2 separate regions of the Homo sapiens genome follow, and region 2 is linked to region 1. The links are chromatin contacts, found by Hi-C or POLR2A ChIA-PET in ENCODE. All regions are on one chromosome and are shown on one strand. The core of a region is the stretch at or near the end of the contact, and the rest is flanking DNA. Distances in the headings are between cores, read along the strand shown.

Region 1 (4,529 bases), core at 683-3,182:
AGCCTAGGCTAGACAGCTCGAATGATCTGGAGAATGGTGAAAGAGAGAGACTTAAAAAATATAAAGTAGATATCCAAGGGGCCAAGGACATAGGTCTTCCCATACTCAGAACTGGAAGGTAGTCAGTCATATGTTGATGGCCTCTCCTGCTCCACAAACTCCTACCTTGGCATCCATTGCTCTGCATTTGCTTTTTAGGTCCTTGACCTTAAGTCTCCTCCTATCAAGCACCTTGTTCTCACCAGCTGACACAAGCCTATTCTGCACACCTTCTGGAGAAGACATCCTGACCTCTGTTACCTAACTGGGAGAAATGACTTCATTGCTGTGTAGTTTCAGGCTAGGTGGGAGGGAGTCTCTGGAGGTGTCCCAGAAGTTTGGTGGCAGGGAGTAGCGTTGAGGAGTGGTTTAATGCCTGGTCATAATGAGTCTTGGCAAGAGTCTGAATGTGCAAGAGCAAGGAAGAGGGAGGGCTTGAGGAAACTGCATGGTGTTGAACCTGGGTGACTAAGAGGATGGAAGTGCCATTAACAGAAAATGGGAACAAATTGGAGCAACTCAGTTGATACATTACTGCCTTCTCTGGAAGGCTAGATGAGCATATAGTAGGCAGGCACCACCTTGATATTTGTTTTGGTGAAATTTCACTTGGATGCAAAATGGTAGAGAAAGATATGTGAATGGATTCATCTAGATGGCACTAAAACAGTTGATGCAGGTCTCCTCATCACTCACATCTCTCTCTTTACACCATTTACTTCAGGTGATTCTTTCTAAAACACAGTCTTCAGCATTGCCTCTTAACCATTAAGACTGTTTACAAATGACTGAAAACCTAACCCAACTTGGATTTACCTTTAGAGAGACAGAATCAGCTCATATAACTAAATATTCCAAAGATGCTTTGGCTTCAGGCAAGGCTAGAGCTTCAGTGATATGTCCAAGCTAGAAAATAGTTTCTCTCTCTTCCTTTCTCAGCTCTACTATTTCACTGTTGGCTTCATTTTTCAGAAAGCTTCTTTTTTTGAAGGTCTCAACATAATTGTCAACAGCTCCCAGCACTAAATACTTTAAGATTAACCTAGAGGAGAATGGGGGCCTCCTTCCCAGGAGTCTGGGGGAGGGAAGAGGAGGGTGGAGTCTGAACCAATCACTTCCCATGCTTGTCATGTACTCAGTATATTCAGCAAGCAACCCTGTCCTCCCCTGTCTCCATGCTTATGTTTATACATTCTCTCAGTCAGAAATGCTCTTTTCTATAGTCTACAAATCCCCATATCCTACCTTAGCCATCTCATCCATGAATCTTGCCTTGGTAACACCTGCCATACATTTCTTTTTCCTTTGACTTTCCATACTCTTTATTCAAACCTGCCTAATAGCACTTACCACATTCTTCTTTACCTTAGGGTGTGGTACAGGCCTCTTCTATAAGGTTTAAATTTTTTGAAGGAGAAATCTGTTATTGGCTAGTCTTTGTGTCCCCAACATCACCTGGCATTGGTTTGTAAGTTGTAGATGCCCAATAAGCTTCTGTTGAATTAATGAATAAATGAATGAACACATTGAGCTAAATTATATTTCAACAAGATACTCATTCATGCATGTCTGAATGCAGGGTAGTATATAGCCTGGAGAAAATCTCATCAGAGGCCCTATTTCCTCATATCATTTGTAACCATGCTAAAGTGAACACATCAGGTATGAGAGAAAGATATCAAGACCACAATCTAAGCCAGAAGGAAAGTAAAGGAAATAGACTGTTGCCAAGGCAGCAATTAGCAGAACCATGTGGGTTTGGAAAGTATTTGAGCCTTAGGTGGTTTTTTGATGAACTGGTAGGACAGCTTTGCTCCCTTTCTCTTTCTCCCTCCCTGACTACACTCTGAATCTGGGTCCAACACTTGCAAGAGTTTAGGGCCCAGAGCAATCAACCTGATTAGCTCTGCCCTAAGATTAGCTCTGTCAAACCTAACCTGCAAGCTCCCTTTCCTGGTTACCATGTGACCTACCAAACATTTCTATTTATTTGACATATGAAATGTAAACTTGGACACCAGTTGATCCTGCTCCAATCTGGCCACAGTCTACACTGTTTCATCTTTCTGTTTATTTACAGGGCTTCCATCCGGCAACGCTCCAAGTCTCAGCTTTCTTACCTGGTGCACGAACCTCCATTAGCTGTTGTAGATCATAAGTCTACCTATGAAGAAGATAGAAAGGTCAGGCACCAACTGCTTATGGGGGGGAATGGAAGAAGTCTCTCCTGGGGACTGTTGGGTACCCTTTAAGCCTGAGAATATGAGTTTTCTAGGTATATATCTAGCAGTGTTTCAAGTCAGACTAAAAGACAGAGCATTAAGACCTAATGAAAACTCTAAGTTTTACACAATATTTTTAATGCAGATTAGTTAATTGATTATTTTTAAGAATACAAGGTAATGAAAACTGGACTTCGGAGGGTTAATTGTCTTAGACAAACTATTCTAACAAACACAGAATGTGTGAATTCTAGATATTTAGCAGATTATTTGCTCATATGTAGAAATCCTTTTATAAAAGTTGTTAAGAATACCTGAAAGCTTTTTTCTCAAATTTTAAAATTTCTTTCTTAAATTACAATAATTTTGGCAAAAATACCTTGATCAACAAAAGTGTTTGAATAGGCTAGCCCTTATTACAAGTTATCAAAATATTTGAATTAATGGAGGCCAATTAGGTTTCACAGACATTTGTTGATTTCATACAATTTTTATAATGGTTTTAAGATACATTTAAAATAATACTATCAATTTTAACATAATTCAAGGTAGCATAAAATTAAAGAGCTAGGAAAGCAAACAACATGTATAGCAATACACAATTTCTTCCTAAGGATGCAGGTGTCCTGCTGTTGTAGACATTGTCTAATTTTCACATAAACAGACCACCCATTCTCCTCCAAGCCTTTCCTCATTACTGCACGTTACATGTCAGCCCTGATACTTTTACGTTCATTCCCCTACCACCCTTCGTTAGAAAATTTTCATGGCAATTTTCTTATTGAGCCTTAATCAAAGTCATGTTGACTTATCCCCTTTCTAAATTATAAGCCTCTGAAAGTTAGTGATACACCTTATTTGTGTTTGAATCAACTTGGTTACCTAACCCAGTGCCTTGCACTTAGTAAGGCATCAGGAGATTTTAAAAATTAGAATGAAAACATGAATTTCTACAATAAAATAAAACCCCAACTGCAAGATTTATCAAAGCAAATAAGTCAGAGAATTTTTAAATTACAAGCACATCCATTATGCATGATATAATTTCAAATTGTCTTAAATAAAATTCCAACACGTGAATCCACTAGGCAGTAATTACAAACATTGATTCATAATGGACAAATTTGGAATAAAGTAGAGTACTCTTTATGACCGTATGAAAATGACAAGGGAGTGATTGGGTTCTCTTTTGTTTTTAATGTATTAATACTGAATAAACAGAGGTCTCAATTTCTAACACAGGCTTTAAATAAATTCCATGGAAGACTTTTTCTCAGGAGCAGCAGGATGAATCACAGTGAGAGAAAACACATTTAGCAAGCATAGTTTCTTACTGCATCCTGCCACTAAAGACTCAACCTCTCTTCTAGTTCTAGAAATAGCTATTTCATTGAGTCCATGGTGCTGTCCCAGATAACTATAAGATGTATTATATAAGAGCAGGAGTTTAATAGAGCTTCAGGGGAGAAAGAACCAAACACTACATTGACATTTCTATTGAACCATAACAATACCAATCATATTTAATTTTTGCATTTTAATTTTTTCTAGTTTCTGGGTAGATATTTGACAATAAAAGTAAAAGTAAGAAAGGATGGAAAGAAGGGAGGGAGGGAAGGAAAATCTGACTTTTTCATTGTTGTTGTTCAAGCTGGTAGAGGACCTAGCGTAGGTGTAGGGGACCATCAGATTCCCTGGACATCTGGAGATCAGATTCCCATAGAGTTCTCTTGATGCAGGAACAATTCAGGAGGGAACCATTTAACTAAAAGGAAATCTAAATCTAATATACGGTCTAGTTTTACAGAGATTAAAATGTTTCATATTATGTTCTACTAGTCAGCATTATACATTTAGAATAGAACAATTAAACTCAGTTATATGTAGGCCAGCATACGTTTTAAAAGATGTGACTTTACGTTCTCTCTAGTTAAGGGAGATAGAAAGGAAGAAGAGAGAAAAAATGATAGGAGAGCCAATGTGATTATACTAAAGCTCCAAGGGGAAAAGGTCTCATAATAATACCACTGGTTTGTACGATAATTTTGTTAGTCCTTTAGGTTTAAAAAATTAATGATTTTTGAAAAGAAAATAATGGAAAAGGGTTAATAAAATTTGACTTATGAAATTTCTAATCTCAAGTAACATTATATGGTAAAATGTTGCTCTGTTTTGGTATTTTAAAGTATTTTAATACTTAACTAAATTCCACAAGCCCAAGCATTGGTGAAATCCTTTCTTTTTCTCATGTTGATGGAAAAGGCCTAA
Region 2 (4,529 bases), core at 862-3,361, 130 kb before region 1:
AAGAGTGAAGAGAAAACATACAGAATGGGAAAAAATATTTGCAAACTTTATATCTTAGGCACAGTTAATATCCAAAATGTATAAGAAACTCAACAGCAAGAAAAGAAATAACCTGATTAAAAATGGGAAGAGAATCTGAACAGACTTTTCTCAAAAGAAGATACAAATGGCCAACAGGTATATGAAAAAAATGTTTGTCACCACTAATCATCAGGGAAATGCAAATTAAAACCAAAATGAGATATCACCTCACATTTGTTAGAATGGCTACTATCAAAAGACAAAAGATAACAAGTATTGACAAGGGCATGGAGAAAACCTCTTGTATACTGTTTGTGAGAATGTAAATTAGTACAGTCATTATGGAAAATGGCATAGAGATTTCCCCCCCAAATTCAAAGTAGAGCTATCATATGATTCTCACATACTTTTAAACCATACCTGAGCTGTGTCTTCTCAAGGGAAAGTCTATGATGTTAGATCTTTCTTTCAACTTCAAGTCCCACTGGCCACAAGTTGTTCAAAGAACCTAATAAGTCTTAGTGGCTATTTTAAACTCCTACTATCCCAGCTTGGGAAATTAAGAAAAGATGACCTTCAATTTGTGGTCTACTTTGGGACCGTGACTTTGGCTGATCTCCAAGTCCTGACTTGAAAACTCTAGTGAGAACAACCAGTGTAAAACTGAGCTCAATGCCTTTTGGTATTTCTGAGACAGAACACATGAACCAGGAACCAAGCCAAAAATAATTGGAGATGGAAGTCAGTGATATATTCAAAGGCATTTAAAAAGTATCGGTATCAATATCAAACAGAGAAAGCTCTTTTAAATGAGGGGTTTTGTTTCTGAAGTATTAAGTTCCATCTTAGATGGAACCTACATAGAACCTTCAGAGTCAGGAACTGAAAAGTAGAGTATTTGATGGCAGTGGCTCTAAACCTATAGTGGCATGTCAGCACTAAGATGTTTGTAAGACCAGACATTTCAGTTGATATATAGATAATGTGTGTACCTCTGTGTGTGTGCATGTGTGTGTGTGTGCGTGTGTGTGTGTTTAGGGTAATGGTGGTTGGAGGAGTCAGTCATTTTAAAAACCTCTCCAGGTGGGTCTGACTTGGCTTTCAGCTCTGCCTTGAAAACTCCTGACCATGAACCTTGCCACAGTTGACAGTCTTACCAAGTCCACTGATTAAGAGGCCTGAGCACAGTTTGGAGGGAAAGAACTACCCATAGTTAGGTGGAACCCTGCTCAACTCAAAGCAGGAGGTCAGTGAGTACTTGAGGAATATCAAGTAAACTTTAACCGACCCAAGAAGTTTGTGGCGGAGGGGAAAGCCTGATAACAGGAGTGTAACCAAAGTCCTTAATGCCTTGTTCACATTATAGTGCCATGGCCAAGCATAAATGGCACGGTCAGGCTGCCTGGGTCCAAATCTAGCTCTTCCACTTACTGGTGGTACAATTTTGGTAAGTTATTCTCTATGCCTCTATTTCTATAAAATGAAGACGATAATAAGAGTTTTTTGGGGGATTTTAAATGAGTGTCCCTGTAAAGCACTTAGAATGGTGACAAGTACATAGTAAATATTTACTATTTGTTAGTTGTCATTATGTCATCTTTATTATTATTCTCCCATCTCTGACTCAATCTCTTGACCAGGAAGGCTCCTGGTGTCTTCCATCTTCTCCTCCATGTGTTCCTGCTCCAGAAAGTTTCCACCCAAGTAATTATTTCCTGTCCTTTCCTCTTATTCAAACCTGACCTGCCCCATTAGGGCTTAACCAGCCATGCTCTTTTCCTGGTCTAAATTCCCTGGGGAATTAGAAACCACACCATCTAGCACCATTTCTGGGCTGTTAGATTACACCTAAGAAGTAAAGGATTAATTTTATTGTGTGCTACATTATTTCATTGTTTTACATTCTCGCTTGGTTACTTCTTGTTGTCAACTAGGTTGTAAACTAAAGGTCAGAGGCTGAACCTTTTCCATCTTTTGTAACCACCATAAATCCTTAATGCCAAGTGTACAGCTGGTGCTTGAGGAAAAGAGGAGGTATGGCAAAGGTGAAGACCGTGGCTCGACTTGCCTTCCTGGGCTCAGGTCCAGGCATGACTAGGAGGTGTTGTGTAATCTTGAGCAGGACATTTCACTTTCTCAAGCCTCTGCTCATTACTCTAATAGTTTTTGAGGAGTAAATAATATAATTCATAAGACACTTAGCAGATAACTTGGCAGTTTGTAATTGCTCAGTAAATGTTTATAAACAGAAGCAAGAGATGACACTGAAATTAATAGGAGATCCCTGATCCATGGTTAAGATCCTTATTGGGGTATTACTCAGAACCTTGTTATTTCATCTGTATTTGAATCTCCTTCATGCTGTTCAGGACAAAGAATTCTAGAGGACATTGGCACCGCCCGGAAACTCACTTTTTTCAATGTAACCTTCTCCATATTGTTGTTTGATGTCTGGAGACAGCTGCTCCCAAATGGCGAGTTTTTTTTCAATTACCTTTACTGGATCTGCCAAGTTTGTTTTGAACAATCCTGGTTCAATGCATGAGACGTGCACACCAAAAGCTTTCATGTCCCGTCTGTGAAAAGAACCCATTGAAGATGTTTAATCCGGGTTTGTTTAGAAAATATTTGCTATTTGAGTGACTATTTTCTCACGAATCTTTTCATGGAATCACAGATTTGGGTGCATTTGAAAGAAATATCTTATTCTCTCTCCCTTTCATTTTGCAAGTGAGGAAACTGAGGTTCAGAGTGGTGAAGTGAGGACTAGTTAACGGCAGGACAGGAAAGGGATCTGGGTGGACACCACCCCCAGTCCACTGTTGTTCTTCCTAGAGTGTTCTCCACGCTCTCATCATTGACTAAGTGGACATTCAGGTTATGAACAGGTTTCTTATCAGTACTTAAACCACCTTATGGTGAAATGAACTAATGATAGCCTGGATGGACAAGTTCACCTCCATTCTAGCAACATAAGGAGATTGCAGCACAAATGAGGATGTGCTGAAGGACACAATACGATAATCCCTGATGTGACTAACCTGCTCCCTATGCTGTTGAGCAAGTTTTATTTTATTTTATTTTATTTTATTTTATTTTATTTTATTTTATTTTATTTTATTTTATTTTATTTTATTTTATATCATGCTGCAGCAGAAAACTAAAAGCCTACTCATTCCCTAGGCATCAAGGTTTTACAGGAATCATGGTGCCCCTTTCTTTAAAGCAAACCAATATACAGATGTTCCTGTGGGGTCACATCCTGATAAACTCATTGTAAGTTGAAAATATCCTATGTCAAAAAATGCATCTAATATACCTAACCTGTCAAACATCATGGCTTAGCCTAGCCTACATTAAACGTCCTCAGGACACTTACATTGGCCCACAATGGGGCAAAATCATCTGGCCACACAGTGCCCTGCAGCATAGCAGTTCTTTGCCCTGTGATTGCAACGGCTGACGGGGAGCTGGGGTTTACTGCCACTGCACAGCATCGCGAGAGAGTATTGTACATATTGCTGCTGGTAAAAGATCAAAATTCCAAATTCTAAGAAAAGTTTGTAATGCATGCATCTCACTTTCACACCATTGTAAAGTTGAAAAGTCATGTTTAACATTGCAAGTCAGGGACCACCTGTACAGCAAACCAGTATATGAATAGTCGTTTCCTAAATTTGATTTATTTTCCTACCAGGAATATATAATATAAGGAAGTATTTATTCATTTTATAAAACTCTTCACCATAAGATTTTTAAAAGCTCTATTAGTGGACTTAAAATGTAATTTATTTTTTCTTAGGTTCTGCTTTCTAGCAACGTTATTATTGTAAAGTTTGAAATATATTTTACTAAAAATGCAAGTTAGCTTGACCTTGAAATATTCTGTAAGGTATATGACTTGTACTAAAATTAAAAAAGATTATTTCCCAACTTACTTTTGTTTTATTCACCTGTTGCCCAATTTCCTCTAGATTGTGGAAGTAGCAGTGCCAAGAGGCTATTTAGGAAGACTTTTCTCCCCACCCACTCATAAAAATAACGTACTAGGGACAAGTGGCCTTACGCCCTCCAACTAAGCTTACCAGGTAAGTAAAAACCATATTAAATCAGTATGCATGCTGGGAAAATACAGTTTTAAGGAGCCCCAACCCTCTCTCAAATGGACTGCTGCCCCTAAACCCTCCTATATATAGAAATTGTGACGCTGACACTGGATTGTGGCGCACCTACATAACACCATTTAAAATACTAGTTCCATGATTCATTTAAGAAAAATACTCTTTATTGATTACTATTAGGCATGGCATACCTGCATGGCAAAGCTCACAAACCCTTCAGTTGAAATCTTTTTTAAAAGTGAGTAAATCTCTAATTACATATACTACAATTTTATTATGATACTGCTGGTTGTAGAGTGGAAACAAAGGTCAACCAAAGAGACCAATGGAGGTTTTTTTATGACCTTGCTACTCAAAGTGTGATCCCTGAACCATGGGCAGCACCTG

What was found. Hi-C counts contacts between places; a loop is a spot of excess contacts on that map. ChIA-PET counts read pairs that join two places held with the same protein, here RNA polymerase II (POLR2A). Pooled maps may share reads with other maps.
Region 2: a map of PC-9 shows a loop between it and region 1 (12-fold over the local background). The contact joins two enhancer-like sites. A Hi-C loop is called at or near these places in 31 of 168 maps with a recorded cell type or tissue (CD4-positive, alpha-beta T cell, CD4-positive, alpha-beta memory T cell, CD8-positive, alpha-beta T cell and 20 more), 19 of 37 single-sample maps with no recorded cell type and 29 of 50 pooled maps. POLR2A ChIA-PET finds 5 or more read pairs at or near these places in 5 of 52 experiments (CD4-positive, alpha-beta T cell, CD4-positive, alpha-beta memory T cell, Caco-2 and 2 more).

Annotation. Positions count from the first base shown.
Region 1 is chr2:168,961,899-168,966,427 of GRCh38, reverse strand. ABCB11 (ATP binding cassette subfamily B member 11) reads left to right here. Exons shown (of 28, transcript NM_003742.4): 18 at 2,120-2,222. Among named protein-coding and RNA genes, the nearest start is that of G6PC2, 63 kb to the right of the region's middle. Within about 2 kb of position 1,932, at least 4 of the 41 ENCODE cell types and tissues checked have a DNase peak (open chromatin) inside an H3K27ac peak, as active enhancers do; they include PC-3 and PC-9, where a contact is called at or near this core.
Region 2 is chr2:169,089,858-169,094,386 of GRCh38, reverse strand. It overlaps DHRS9 (dehydrogenase/reductase 9), which reads right to left. Exons shown (of 5, transcript NM_001376924.1): 4 at 2,434-2,597. Among named protein-coding and RNA genes, the nearest start is that of DHRS9, 23 kb to the right of the region's middle. Within about 2 kb of position 2,111, at least 6 of the 41 ENCODE cell types and tissues checked have a DNase peak (open chromatin) inside an H3K27ac peak, as active enhancers do; they include PC-3 and PC-9, where a contact is called at or near this core.